Linked DNA regions of Mus musculus: region 2 is linked to region 1. The links are chromatin contacts, found by Hi-C or POLR2A ChIA-PET in ENCODE. All regions are on one chromosome and are shown on one strand. The core of a region is the stretch at or near the end of the contact, and the rest is flanking DNA. Distances in the headings are between cores, read along the strand shown.

Region 1 (7,142 bases), core at 1,870-4,369:
CTTTAAAAGTAGATTTGCAGATGGAGTTCTTGGTGCACAGCATCCCCTACTGTAGACCAGATCCCAGAGAGACCCGGGGAGGAAGCAGCTCACACTGGGATCTGACTTGCTCTCTCCAGGCTCCCAGGGCTATTGCTCTGCATGGGGAGGAATGTGGGTGGTAAAGGCTGGAAAGATTGCTCAGGTCTGAGTGGCAGCAGCTCCGCCTCCCACCATTTCCTCTCTGTTTCAGTTCTGAGTGAGCGGAAACAGCACAGTTACTGGAAATGAGAGGTTGGGGGGTTGGGGGGAATGGGGCTTCCAGTGTATGTGCCTGGTGGCTGGCGTAGGGGCAGATGCTGCCTTTGTGCCTGGCCCTCTGGTTCTTCTCGGCTCTGCTTGCTCATGGCTTCTAGAGGTTGATCCTTCGAGGTGGGGCTTTCCTTCCTTCCTTCCTCCTCTGAGGGTCAGACGAGGATGACCTCAGCTCTGTCTCAGGGCCCGATAGTGGAAACCAGGTGGGGCACTGATTTGTGGAACAGTGTTGTGACAGGTCAGGCCGTGACTGCATCCTAACTTCATGGCTCAGAGTCTGGCCTACTGGTCTGGTGAGATGGACTGGAACAGGTGTGGGGGCAGGTGGGTAGCCCCAGGTTTCTAAGAAGCCACAGTGAAGGCAGGATCCCCCTTCCTCACAGTATACTCATGCCTGGCCTCTGAGCCAGGCTTGTTTCCCCTCTAACCCCCTGTTCCAGTAGGCTGTGCCTAGTCAAAGCTCAGATAAAGGATACTTCCTTCCTCCAGAGCTGGGGCTGCAACTAGTCTCACACTTCCTCTTCCTACGACAGGACCCATATCCTTGGGGTGAATGGAGGATCCCATGGGGCCACTGTAGCTAAAGGTGCTGGCTGGCCTTACTGCTGGTATATGGGCTTCATTTGTCTTTGGGGGGGGGGGTCTCACTTTGAGAGCCATGTGTGTTACCATGAGGCTGCAGAAGGTGCCCGACTGACTTGGGCAGCTCAGACCTGATGGGGCGTGTCCTTTTCATTGTGCTCAGTCTCAGCTAAGGACTGGAGAGGGCACCAGGATGCCAGTGAAGTGATACTTGAAAAGAGGCCAAGCGTGGGACATCAGTGTCCACGGGGCAGAGGGGCCAGGACCTGCAAGCTTTGAGCTTGTCCTAGACCCACTGGCCTGGGACACCCTGGGTCCTATACAGCTCCCTCCCCAGAGTACCTCCTCTTCCCTGGACCCCTTCTAGAGCAGGGTACATTCAACTGGCTCTCCTTCTCATTTTTCCTGTGTCCTAAGGCAGAACAGAAGATTCTCATGGATGGCCAGTACACTGTGAGACAATTTGTGACCATTATTGGGATGGGGCCTTCCTATCTGCTGCAGTATGGGGACCTCCCAAGCAGGGGACTTCTTCCTTGTTGGAAGACATTTGGTTGAAGTGGGGGCTGCTGAGTTTTGAGGAGTGGGGTGACCTCTGGGGTCCCCCACCAAAGCTGCAGTCTGCACTTCAGCAAGTCATTCAAAGAATTCACTGAAAGCGGGTTTCCTAGGGGGCCCTGGAAGAATGCAGCCAAGATCTGTGTCACTTTGTCTGCCCAGCAGCCAGTGTGGCTCTGCCCCAGTGGGTAGCTGGACATAGGCTTCATCAGCACATCTTCAGTGCCACCAACTGGAAACGATAGCCACTGGGGTGGTGGCAGGTGACCAGCCGCTAGGAGGGTCTTGAGGGGTTTGGTGAAGCTGAGAGTTTTGAGGTTTCCCTTGCAGTCAGTGGCAGGGGCTTCCCAATTCTGGGTCCCTCACTAAGAACCCTGCCCCCTTCCTAGGAGTTTTGTTTCAGCCAAACTCCCCTATTGTGTGTGCCTTTGCCCTCCCGCGTCCCCTCCCCCCCCAACCCCGAGATCAGATAACCAAAGAGATGAGGCAGTTTGGGATACAGGAAACTTCTCACATTCCCAGGGAGCCTCTGCTACTCTGTCTTGCCTGTGACTGTTCTCTGAACCAAGGCTGTTCCACTGTGGGTGTCAGGAATTAAGCACTACAGAATCTGGAATGTATATGCAGAGCCTGCTAAGCCTCTGTCTTCCCATCTGTAAAATGGGCCTAGCCCACCTCCAGGACTGTAGTAAGAGTCTAGTGAGGTGAAGCTTCTGGCATCCAAGGGCCCAGTTTAGCCAGGTAGGAGCATGTCTTCTCTTTTGAACTTTGATGGGCGGGGGTGGGGGGGTGGGGTGGGGGGGAGCAGGGGGGACAGAGTCGTCTCTGGATAGCTCCCTCTCACCATCTTCACATTTATTTGGGGGAAGCAGCGATGGACAGGTGCTTTGTTGTAGATCTCAGTTTGGGGCCTCTGGCTTCATCTCTCTCTGGACAAAGCTTTTCCCTCTGCTTAGTGGGAGCAGCTTCAGGGCCAGGGCTAAGTTCCAGAGTGGCCTGCCGTTGTCCACTGTGGCTATTTCTAGCCTTCCTTGGTACTGCTGCACACACAGAGGTTTGTCCGCATGAGTCCCAGGGACCACTCAGAGTGGCTGGCAGGCATTGTGGAGTGGAATGTGGGAAGACACATTCCCAGCCTTGTTTGCAGCTTGGGACTGTCTGTGTTTTGGGATGATCAAGCAGGAAACTGTCCCTAGTGGAGGCAGGAGCTTAAGCAGGTGTTTTTCACACCCTAGCAGTGACCCCTGCTTCCTGGTGACCCTAGTTTGCTGGATGGTGCTTTCACCAATGGTGGAAGGGGCACACTGGGTGGAGTCTCCCACCCCTGCTCCCGTGGGTCACCACTTCCCACAGACCAACTTCAGGAAATTGTTTAATGCCACCCCCACCCCCAGGAGCCTTTTTGCCCCCCTCAGAGGGGCCTTCACCGGCAGCAGCCTGGAGGGGAGTATTGTTTTCCCTATAGTGGGAAAAGGTGGCTTCCCTAGAGGGCAGGTTCCAACTTCAACTGTCTCCCACACAAAGGGCTTCCCTGAGCCAGGCCAGGAAGCCTGCGCTTTTCCTGAGCTTCCTTTTTCAGCGTATTTTAAACCACCCAAGGATGCAACTGTGGGGAAAGATTTGAAGACAAAAGAGCTGAGTGTGCTGGGAGTGGTTCTTTGAGCTGGAAAGCTGGACACTGGCTTCAATCCTGGCCAGCCCTGCAGCCACCTGTCCACATGCTACACCTGCCCTAGTGTGACCCATGTTCCTCCTCTGACCACTGCTTTCCCAGTCTGACCAGCAGTTGATGTTTGGTCCAGGGGTGTCTACTTTCCACAGTGCTGGCTGTCTTCTCAGCTTCCTGCCGCTGTGGGAGCCAGGGTCCCTAAGGCTGGGAGGAGAATACAGTTCGGTTATTCCTGCCTGCCTTCCCTGCTGGCGCAGGTGAGGCACTGATGCTGGCTGTAAGCAGCAGTGTTGCTGTGCCCTCTAGGAACGATGCTGGCAGATACCCACGTGCTTGTGCACATCTATCCACAGTGAGGCAGGAAACTGGGTTGAAGAGGGCTATTCTCACCCAATGTTCTAAATGACCTTCAGGCAAGTGTTTGGATCCAGGCAGGTTTAGTAGGAGAGCGAGGCACTTGATGCTCTTTGCCTTGAGTTGTGTGGGGAAGAGCAGGGATGGAACTGTAGTCTGTAGGGGTCCCCTGTCTCTTGGGCTTGAATCAACTGTTCTGAACCAGGGAGGATACCAGGGAGTCACTCAGCCTGCTGTAAGCACCTTCCTTCATCGAGGCACCAGAATTTAGGGGGCTTGGGCTAGTCTCTGCTCAGGTTCCAGGGCCAAGGTCCCAGAACCTCTCTCCTGCCCCCCTCCCCAAGCCTTTGCCCTGGATGGGGCTGGGTTTGTTGACCCTGTGAAAATCCTACAAGGTGGGCTTTGAGTGAGAGGTAGCCCTGGTTTTGGACCCATTGTGTGAAGGTTGGGTGGCAGGCAGCAAGCTTTACTGTATTTTTACTGAAAAGAACAAAATCAGGCTGGGGTAGGGATCTGCATGGAACCATCCCTTGGGTACAAGAGAATGGTCACCACTTGTTGAGTGGGAGCTTGCAGAACAAGGGCTTCAGCTATACTTGGGTGGCTGCAGACACAGGTAGAGCAGACTAAAGAAGGCAAGGGGCTCCCTCCACCACCATCACTCTCAGTGGTGCTGGGGACCTGAGGTATGCAGTCATGCACTGAGCCACCCTCTGCCTCTGGGCCCTAGGAGCTCAGATGCCTCAGTGCAGGCCCCTGGTCCCAGAGAAGAATAAGCAAGAGCCTTGATGCTCAGATAGGGGCCTGTGGTGCCTCCAGTCCTCAGATGGGGGCTTTAACCTGTGCAATGAGTCCATTTCTTGAGGGAGGGACTGTACTTTTGTGACTCAAACCTAGCCATGCTCAGAGTGAGAGTCCCTCAGCACCTTGCATCTGCTGGTGCCTGCTGCAAGGGCCTCTCTTCAACATCCCCCCTCGAGACAGACAGGCAGGCAGACAGACAGGCACACTCACAGAGAGAGAGAGAGAGAGATCTTTCTTGCAAAACTGAGGTGCCAAACTGAGAGTTCCATCTCACCATGTAGCAGTTAAAGCAGTGGAGCTGGGAGGGTCCTACAAGACGTGTCCCTTCTGAAAGTGCTTTCTCTCACAAGGTCTTCTGGCCCCTGGGTTCTGGGAAGCCAATGAAGGGGCTCCAGTGTTGACAACCCACCCTACCCCCTCCTCACCCCAGCTATCTCAAGTTTAGTAAACCTACTCCTTTCCCCAGCCCTACTTGGCCATAAACCCACCAAGGGCAGGAGCTAAAGAACTCCCACTACAGTCCCTCTGCCCCCTCCTCATTTTGGGGTGGAAGGAGCTGTCATCTGTCCCCTGGAGGTGGCAGATGGCCATGTAGTTTAGAAAGGAAAACAGCACTTTAGAATTAGTCCCGGGTGAGAGGCCACAGCAACATCTGCCTCTGGATGCTTTGGGGAGTCACATTTCCATGGAGTGGCGCTGCCAGGGAGGTGGGAGTCAGCACAGTGGAAATGCTGAAGCCGCCAACAAAGCCCAGGCAGCAGTTGTGGGATGTCAGGCACAGGGGCCATTTGTACTCCTCTGAGTCTGCAGAAGCCACCCCTTCCTGGGGCCCCAGCCTGCCTGATACTTACCTGCAGCCAGCCACAGTGGGACAGGTCACACCCCAGGCAATGGAGTATGTGGTACAGAAGAGGCAAAGTGGAGAAGCAGGTGGCCTAAGGAGCCCTAAGAAGGAAGTAAGGGGAGGGCACACCTGCCGTGGCCGGGTTCCCACTGTGGAGGACGCCCGAGGAGAGCATTGCAGGTGGTTCTCATCTCGTTGATGGCTCGGGCTCTCATCCTAAGCAAGTCCCACCTTCCCATTCTGGGAAGGTTTTTCCCTACCTAGACAAGAGGTGACTCGGGAAGCAGAGGACATCCTGGGTCACTCGGGGAGGCTCTGGTTGGTGTTCGGGGACTGCCCAGTGAGTGGGGCTTCCCATGTAGGGCTTCCATGCCTCTATGTTGCTCACATCCACTGACACTGGGGGATTGTGGCCATGGCTGTAGCCCAGCTGTGGCCTAAATGTCCCTTCTTAGGGACATTTGAATGCTGTGTGGAGAGCACATGGCCAGGTGTTACAGAGGTCAGACAGGTAGGCGGTAGTCAGAGGAGAAGGGCTTTTGAGCTGTTGTCTGTCTGCCAGCCCCCTGTCCTAGACCTAGACCCTGCCACTTGGCTCCAGGCATCTGAGGGATGATCCCATCCAAGTGGCCCTGCTGGTCCTCCAGCTATGGAATGCTGGTGGTGGATGGTGGCCTCAGCCATGGTGGTGGACCCAACTAAGCAACATGCCTGCGCTATGGTGTCCCCAAGCCCAGGGTGGCAGTGGGGTGGACAATGGGCCTTCTCAGCCACCACATTCCCCCACGGAGGAGCGTCCCTGGCCACCAGCTTCCCAGCTCCTGCCCCACCCGCTGGTGTTGGCGTCTGGCCGCGCCCAGCAGGGGCAGCTGTCCCCTCCACAGATGCACCTGCTCCCTGCTGCCCTTTGTCCACGCTGCCGGCGCCTGATTTATTGGCCATATTTTCCCCCTTGCTGGTCCAGCGGAACACAGCAGTGTTGGCAAGTGTGCATCCCATCCAGGCGGGTTCCCCAGTCTCTCGCTGTGCTTCTTATTCAGGGTGCTGTAGGGAACACAGCCCATGGCCGGAGGGAAGAGGAATGTGAGCAAGCTTGGAGCCTTTGGTTACATTCAGTGTCTTTATCCTCAGAGACCTAGCGGGGGTTGCTTAAGGACTGGAGACCTAGCATCAGGCTTGCCCCATTTTTCCCTCCCAGGGAAATCTTCCCGCCTCTTGGAGCCTCAGTCTCACTGGCCTAGAGCTCCCCCACCCCCTTAGCCCGCAGGAATGGGTGGACGCAGCAGCTCCATTGGCTTTGAAGATGAAGCTCCCTCTGTCCCTTAACACTCCCTCCCCCGTGACTTCACCAATGGCTGGGAAAGAAAAAAAAAAACCTTTTCTCCAAGTGGGCTGAGGCCAACCCTGCTTGACAAAGAGGCATTGATCCAGAGAGGAGGGCTGCTTCTAGGGGCCAGCCTCAGCGGGCAGATCCCAGGCTCCCAGCAGCCTCTCCAGCAGGCTAGTAACTGGATCCATGAGTAGAAAGGCAAAGACTGCCTCCCAGCCTCCCCAAGGTAGATTCTACCAGAGCCTAGGTGCCCCCAGAGAAGCAGGTGTGGATCTCAGTGGCTGGCCACACTGGTGGGGAGGTGCCTTCCAAGGCTACCCCCCCATGCAGGAGGAGCCAGATGTCCCCCATCCCCACCCCACCCCCCACACCAAACACACTTCCCATGCTGGACAGGAACCATTGCAAAGGCTTGCGTTAACTCCCTGGGGAGTGGGGGTGTGATTTGTTTTCTTTAAGCCAGTTGGTTTGAGACTTTTGGCTTCTGGCAACAGATGGTCACCAGAGTGGCCATTTTGTGTCTTCCATACCCAAGCGGTAGACACAGATGAAAGGCTTCAGAGAGGACAGATGTCTCCCAGTACTTCTACTGAGATACCTGACCCCAGACCCCATGCTGCCTCCAGCAGCTCTTAGTGGGGAGGCCTCTCCTGGGGCCACTCTCACACGGGGTGGGGGGTGGGGTTGATTATAAATAGTTGTTTAGA
Region 2 (7,142 bases), core at 1,425-3,924, 920 kb before region 1:
TGTGCACTCCTCCCACCTGTTAACATCCTTTGTGGAGTGTGGTCGGTCCACAGTCCCCCGCCCCCCCGCCCCCACCCCCAGGGCTGGGATCCTAGACCCCACCCACTCACACAAAAGTGACCTATGCAGACCACTGGGGACCCACTGGCTTCATCCTGGTTCTGGCCTCAGGCGCTTGGGCAGGGTGTGATTGACATACCATCAGAGCCCTGGTCCCTCTTAGCCTAAGTCTGAATCCTACTTAACCATCTCTTGCAGATCTTATGTCTTCTTGGCTGTTGGTCTTGGGCCTTACTTTCTCAGGGAACTTTTTCCTTTTTCGAGACAGGGTTTCTCTGTGTAGCCCTGGCTGTCCTGGAACTCACTTTGTAGACCAGGCTGGCCTCGAACTCAGAAATCCGCCTGCCTCTGCCTCCCCAATGCTTGGATTAAAGGCGTGTGCCACCTTTGCCCAGCTTTCTCAGGGGACTTTTAAAGAGCCACAAGATAGAATTTGGTTAAGGACTGATTGAGGTAGCAGAGGAAAGAAGTCAAAGCTCACAAGGACAATACCGGAACTTTGAGAAGGGCTTTGTGGATAGGGTAACCCTACACCCCTTGCAGAGTTGGAGCTGAGATTCTTGCCATCATCCAGCTGCTAACAGGCCCAACAGAACAGAGTCAGCTCAGAACCTCTTGTTTGGCATTAGTCACCCCCCTGCACCAGCAAGGCTGAGCTCACCCTCAGCCTGTGATTTCCCCTGGGCACCCAGGGGCCTCCTGACTGCATAGTAGTATCCTGTGGTTGTCGCCATCTTTGGCTTTTGGCTCCAAAAGATAAACAAGAATAGCAATCCCCACAGTGTCGAAGAGGTGACAGGTCTGTGCCCAGGCTTGCTTGACCTGGGGCCAGATCTGACTGAGATTTCCTGAAGCCAGCCAGTGACAGTTTCACAAGGACAGACTCAGCTACAAACGGTGACCTGTGGTCTGTGTGTGTTTGCTATGCTTTATAGAGTTTGTATAAGGAAGGATTAAAAGAATTTTTATGGGGCCTGCGCCAGCCCTGGAGCCAACTCAAACCTGAAGCCATAAATGCCCCTCCTAGCTGCTTTTCTGTGCTTTTGGTTTGGGGCGGGCACAGTTGTTTGGTCCCCTTTTCTTCTGATATTTCTTTAGCCTTGGCGTTTCCAGGATCACAGAGCTTGCTCCGTCCGAGTCCCCTCAGCCCTTTGCCGTCTGTGCAGGGTGGGTCCGGTTGCTTGTTTATCTTCTTTCATTAGATGACCTTTCAAAGTGTTGCTGCATTTGGGGTCATGTATTAATTACATCAAGCCCTTCGGTGGCTGCATCTGGAGGGTTCTGAGGTAGGAGTTGGGCGTGGTCTTCCAGGACCAGAACCCTGTACTCCCTGGGCATCACAGATGTCGTTTCTATCTCTGTGCCTCTCCTGCCCTCCCTTCATAGGTCATCTCCCTTTTAAAAGCAGTGAGGCTTTTCTGATTGTCACTGTTGTCATACACACTGGAGCGCACAGCCAGGCACATGCAGGTGGCGTGGGCCTGTGCTGAGTGTGACATAGGGCTTCCTTTGTTGGCTAAGGAGAAGAGATGCATGGTGTTGGGCCACCGCTGGAACGCTACTGCTTCAAGAATTTTTGACTTAGGGGCCCCCCTTTCTAATCCCAGAGCCTTATTCCTGCAGGCACCTGCACCCCAGAGGTCTGAGGCTCACGTCGCTGCCTTGTTTTCTGGCCTCAGTGAGATGCAGAGGTTTGTGGTCATGTAAGAGCACAGGCCCCTATCTCTTAACTGTGTAAGATGGTGATCAGCCCAAGACCATTGCGTCACGTCTTCTGGTGTAAGGGCAGCTGGACATGTGTTGTCTACCACATGACATGTGTCCCCCAGCCCCACCCTGTTGTGGTGGGTGGAAGGTTCTGGTCCCTTATGTTCATTCAACCCTGTTCTGAGACCCACCTTCCTTCTTTTCCCACGTCCCTCACTCCCCTCCACTCCCTTCTCCCTATCAGTGCCCCTTCCTGGTCCTTACTTTGTTTATTTAGCAGCAGGGACAGGAGGGGCACAGTTGCTTGGATCTGGCCTCTTTGCACCTATAGGTGGTGGATACATGGCTCTCCACGATGGCCCAGGGTGCCTGTCTCCACCCTGAAGTGACTTGCCATTGCTTGTTTTCACCCCAGAGCACACACACAGGAAGACAGTTTGGGCAGGGCAGCCGTGGAGACTGGTAAGTTGCTGTTCCTCTCCAAGCTCAGTTTATTCGTTGCCTCCATGGCAGGGTGGTTCACCCACTCTCACCTTTCACACTCTTTAATTAGTTTTGCTCTCTGTTTATTTGAGACCGTCTCATAGCCCAGCCTGCTCGTTAGCTCGCTATATTGCTGAGGGTGACCTTGAACTCCTGATCCTCCTGCCTCTACTTCCCAAGTACTGGGATTACTTGCATATGCCACAGTGCCTGGCCCTTCTTGCTTTTCTCAGGCTTTCCTTCTCCCACTGGGTCTGCACCTCTGCTGAGGTGGTGAGGTGGTGGAGCTGCCTGAGATTCCTTAAGATTTCCGCCCTCAGTCTCCAGAAGGCAGCGTCCCCTTAACACTGGTCTCTTCTATCTGTCTTCAGCTTGGCACCTGCTACCCGATGCTCCTCCCCGAGCTGTCAGGGACAGAGATAGGTGCCCACTTCCCAGCCTGAGGAGCCAGGGCCAGACTCCGCATATGTGATGGAGGAGGGTATCCCGGTGGCTGCAGCTCTGTGACCCTGTGCTTCAGGCTTGTGTAAAGGGATCTTTTTTTTTGTTGTTGTTCCCACGTGCTTCCTAGGCAGATAGGAGGAAGATGAGGATGTCGGGTGAACTTGCTTGCCTTTCCCCTCAGCTGCTGTATGGTGTGTGTAATTACTCTTGTGGCGAGCCGCCCTGCCCTGCCAGTGACTCTTCAGCTCTGTGCTTCGTGCTCTGGTTGACAAGTCCCCTCTTCAGCTGCTCTTAGAGGTGGGGCACGTTCCTGTAGGAGTGAGGCAGCGCCTCTCTAGCTGCAGCCGTCTGGGGCAGACTCTAGCAGTGGCTGCTTTTAATAATGACGTGGCTCTTTGGGTGGATCTCGGTTTTTTCCAAGATTAGTTGATGATGTAATATTCTTGTATCCCACCCTGGAGCCCAGACCTGTCCTGGCATTTTTGGGAACATGAGCGTTTGAGATGCGGTGCAGAGTCGGGTGGCAGGGCTGGCAGGCTTCAGGACTGTTTGTTTAGCAGGTGCTAAGAATGACTTGTAAGGAGAGGGTGGGGAGTGGTAAACCCTGGCTGTGTGTATGCACAGCCTTGCCTATGTGTACACACACACACACATCTCACTCACATGTGCACTAAGGCTTGGCTGCTCTGTGCAGTGGGCTTCCTAGGAGTGAGGGTGTGTGGGCGCTGGCTGGGTGGGACTGAGTCACTGAGGACTGTGCGTCCTGCCGGCCAGTGTGATCTGGGTCTCAAGGCTGGGAAGAGTCATTCATGGCCCCTGGTTGTTTTGGTGGTGTGTCTGCTCAGGGCCCCATGAACCTCATTTTGCTCGATAAACTGTCTACCCTATTGATGCTAGTGAATGAGAAGCTGGTCTTTCTGTTGGGAGAGGCCAGCCACTGCCTTTGTTGAAAGTTAGGTACCCAGGCGGCACACAGACATGAATGGGCCTCTCAGTGAATGGGTTCTGAGAATGGTGGGGGTGGGGAAGGTGGGGGGTGGACCATGACAGTGGCTCTCTCTCTCTCTTTTCTTTTTCTCTCTCTCTTCCCTCCCTTCCTCTCTTTCTCCTTTTCTTTGCTTCTTTCTCTCTCTCTCTTTCTTCCTTCCTTCCTTCCTTCCTTCCTTCCTTCCTTCCTTTCTTTCTTAAGATCTGAAGGTTTTTATTTTGTTTTATACTCTATTACTACTGATTGGTAAGTTTTACTAGTTCCAAACACCATGAGCATTATGTGGACCAAATGATAACATTCTGATTATTTGATTTTGACAAAGCCTGATATAGAGGCAAATGGAAAAATTCACCACCTTTAAGGCTCATGAGGCTACAGCGAAGCCATGGGCAAAAAGTCTGCTAAGAGAACCCACAACAAAAAGACTGCTATAGAGTTTATGTTGTAACATTTTTGGCTTACATATGAAGATATATAATATATTTTACAATTTTTAAAGCTCATCAGAATCTGGATATCTTTATACAATAGTTTCATATAATTCTTCCTTTTTGAGGAAGTTGCCACTTTTTAAGAGCTAGAAAAAAAGAAGGAGACCCCTACCCACGCGATAGGCTCCTATTTTACACATCAGCTTCTGGGACTTAAATCAGAAATGTCTAACTTACCCAAACAACGGAGGAAGTCAGCAGTTTATGTCACTATCTACCAAAGAATAAAGAATAAGTGTCATTTGGCCGTAAGTTCTCCGTGAGCTAGAATGAACAGGCCCTTTACAACCCATTACATTCTAAAACAACACTTTCTTTAATCATTTGTAAAACTGTGTAAGAATACATCAGCCGTTTCTTAATCCATCTCCATGGTTCATCCTTTCCCTTTCTCTCCCTCCTGGTACTTAGTTCTGTATGGCTCCTGGTTCCCATGAATGAGCTGTGTTCATCCCAGGATGCAGGAGAAGTGGTCACCCTGGGCCGGCACCAGCCCCCAGTCACAGCTAGCTTACCCTGGCAGAGAGGCTCTGGCCCTCAGTCTGCCTACAGCTTAGCCTTCTGGTTCTTGGATTGTAGGTTGGCCCCTGGGTTTCTTCCTTACTATGGCAGCTGGGTAGACCAGCCAGCCAGAGTAGTGCTTCATGATGGAGAGAGAGAGCACAGCCCAGGGGCTAGCCTCTGTAGTGTCTTTGGACCAGGGAGATGCCTGCCGGGCTGCCTGCAATCCCCGGGCAGTTCTGGGGATTGCCAAGATGGGTCTAATTAGTCACTGAATGGTCCTGAGGTGGAGCCAGCACAGGTTGTTTTCTTCTCTGCCTCGCAGAGGCTCATTGGAGTACAGTTAGGTTTGCAAGGCTTTGGGACTTGAGGCTGAGCCCCAGAACCCGAGTTCACCATCAGAGGAATGTAGGGCCAAAACCTGGCTTCATACACACCCTGAAGGCTTGGTGCGTGGTGTGCTCTGGGAGGCTTTTCTGCCTCCCAAGATGAGGGATTCGTATCCTTTGTTGCCATCCATAATTCATGTGTTGGCACTCGCTTGCTCTCTCTCCTCTCTTTCTCCTCTTTCTCTCTCAACTCATGTGCATAATAAAACTTTTTTTTTCCCCTTTAAAAAAAAAGGAAGATAGAATGTCTACACACCACTCCCTCCCTCCGCTTCATGCAAATAAACCCTGGGAGAAATTGGCCTGTCATCTCCTTGGGTGTATTTTGTGGTAATTTAGCTGCTTAAACGAAACATCTGTTAGCCAGTAAGGCCCAGGGAGAGCAGGGCTCTAGATTACAGAGAAGAGCAGAGAAGTCATTCATTGTGTTTACTGTTCCTGGGGAGTGGCTTACAGGCAGTGGGGTGGGGGCGGAGCTGACACCCAGAGGTCACGGTGCAGGGGTGGGGGTGGGGAAAGCTAGAACATTGCACTCACTCGGCCCCTTGGGTCCCTGAGGACAAGGGCCCACTTCCTCTCTGCGCCTGGGTCAGAACTGGTGTTGGGCTGTGGTTGGGACTCTGGGAAGAAGCTGCTCCTGTCGGGCAGCTTCATGTGGGCCTAAGAGACCCTTACGCTCAGGCAGAATTTCCTCTTGAGGGGCTGAGTGTAGCTTGGTGTTCTGAGGTATGAGGACCTTGCGCTTAGACTTGGCCCCACTGTGGACCTGGCGGCCCTGTGTGCTTCCTACCCTAGGCCTCAGCTGGTAGGTTATAGGAAGGGGGCTCCAATGGGACTAGGTAAGCTCCCCCTCCCATCCCCCCAGTCTCCCTGTGTGGACCACAGTCCCTGGCTTTATGCGCTTGGTTATTTCCCATCTCCAGCTTTGGGAACTGCCTCACTATATAATGGTTGTGTGTGTGTGTGTGTGTGTGTGTGTGTGTGAGAGAGAGAGAGAGAGAGACAGACAGACAGACAGACAGACAGTGATTTTCACAAGTACCTTGCTGTGTGGTACAATGGGGGGAGTGGTGCACATCTCTGTTGGGCACAGGTGGACCCTTGATGCCAGTTTGAGGTGGGTGAGAGCTCATCTTGCCGTCGAGGGTTCTGGGGCAGAATAAGGAAACGCTGGCATGACCTCGCAAGTGAATAGTTGGGAGGAGGCCCAGCACTCTAGGAGCTGGGGTTGCTGAGTCCGGGCTGCAGACCACCCTGTGTTTAGGGGAGATGACAGGAATTTCAAGCCACTGCCTTGAAGGATTCATGGCAGTGAGTGGGTGGTCATGTGGGTGGTTTCATCCTTGGGAGGGTCATGAGAAGAGATGGAAAGAATGTGTTATGTTCAGATTTGGTTCTAGAAAGTTCTTTTGGGGGTTGGCCGTTACGGTACGAGACAGCTGTGGGTGTGTGATAGGTAGACAGTGGGCATAAGCAGGGGAGGCGAGGAACAAGCTCTGAGGGAGTTTGTAAGGCCTGGCGGGCTTGGAGCAACTAGACTTGGATGAGAAAGAGGGTGTGGGGGCCTGGTGTGGGGCCTGGGTAGTGCTAGGAATGCTAGGCTGGGTTTTGTCCTTGGATGCTGGTTGAGGGGACAGGGAAGGTCCAAGGTCTCCCAGGGTCTGTTTGTATGTGTGTGTGTGTTTGTGTGTTTCTGTATGCAGAGGCCAAAGATCAGTAGTGAGTGTCTTCCCTCAACCTTGTTTCAGTTAACCCATGGAGCCACAGAGAGAGGGATTTATTTTGTTTTCTTGATACAGGTTTTCTTGGGCTGGTGAGTGAGTTCCAGGACAGCCAGGGATACACAGAGATACCCTGTCTCGAAAAAACAAAAAAAGAAAAAAAAAGAGACCCAGTTTCAAAAACAAACATATACACACACACACACACACACACACCACACCACACACACTTTTTTTTTTTTTTTTGGAGACAGGGTTTCTCGTTTCTCTGTGTAGCTCTGGCTGTCCTGGAACTCACTCTGTAGACCAGGCTGGCCTCGAACTCAGAAATCTGCCTGCCTCTGCCTCCCGAGTG

The links. A loop is a pair of places that touch in the nucleus more often than their neighbours do. ChIA-PET counts read pairs that join two places held with the same protein, here RNA polymerase II (POLR2A).
Region 2: a loop to region 1 is called in a map of regulatory T cell, with 6 times the contacts of the local background. The contact joins two enhancer-like sites. A Hi-C loop is called at or near these places in 1 of 37 maps with a recorded cell type or tissue (regulatory T cell). POLR2A ChIA-PET finds 5 or more read pairs at or near these places in 1 of 5 experiments (Patski).

The regions. Positions count from the first base shown.
Region 1 is chr2:26,486,733-26,493,874 of GRCm38, reverse strand. All of the region lies in intron 2 of Notch1 (notch 1), which reads left to right. Among named protein-coding and RNA genes, the nearest start is that of Notch1, 14 kb to the left of the region's middle. Within about 2 kb of position 3,119, at least 1 of the 3 ENCODE cell types and tissues checked has a DNase peak (open chromatin) inside an H3K27ac peak, as active enhancers do.
Region 2 is chr2:27,410,296-27,417,437 of GRCm38, reverse strand. All of the region lies in intron 1 of Vav2 (vav 2 oncogene), which reads left to right. Among named protein-coding and RNA genes, the nearest start is that of Vav2, 14 kb to the left of the region's middle. RefSeq lists an enhancer at 5,298-5,597. Within about 2 kb of position 2,674, at least 2 of the 3 ENCODE cell types and tissues checked have a DNase peak (open chromatin) inside an H3K27ac peak, as active enhancers do.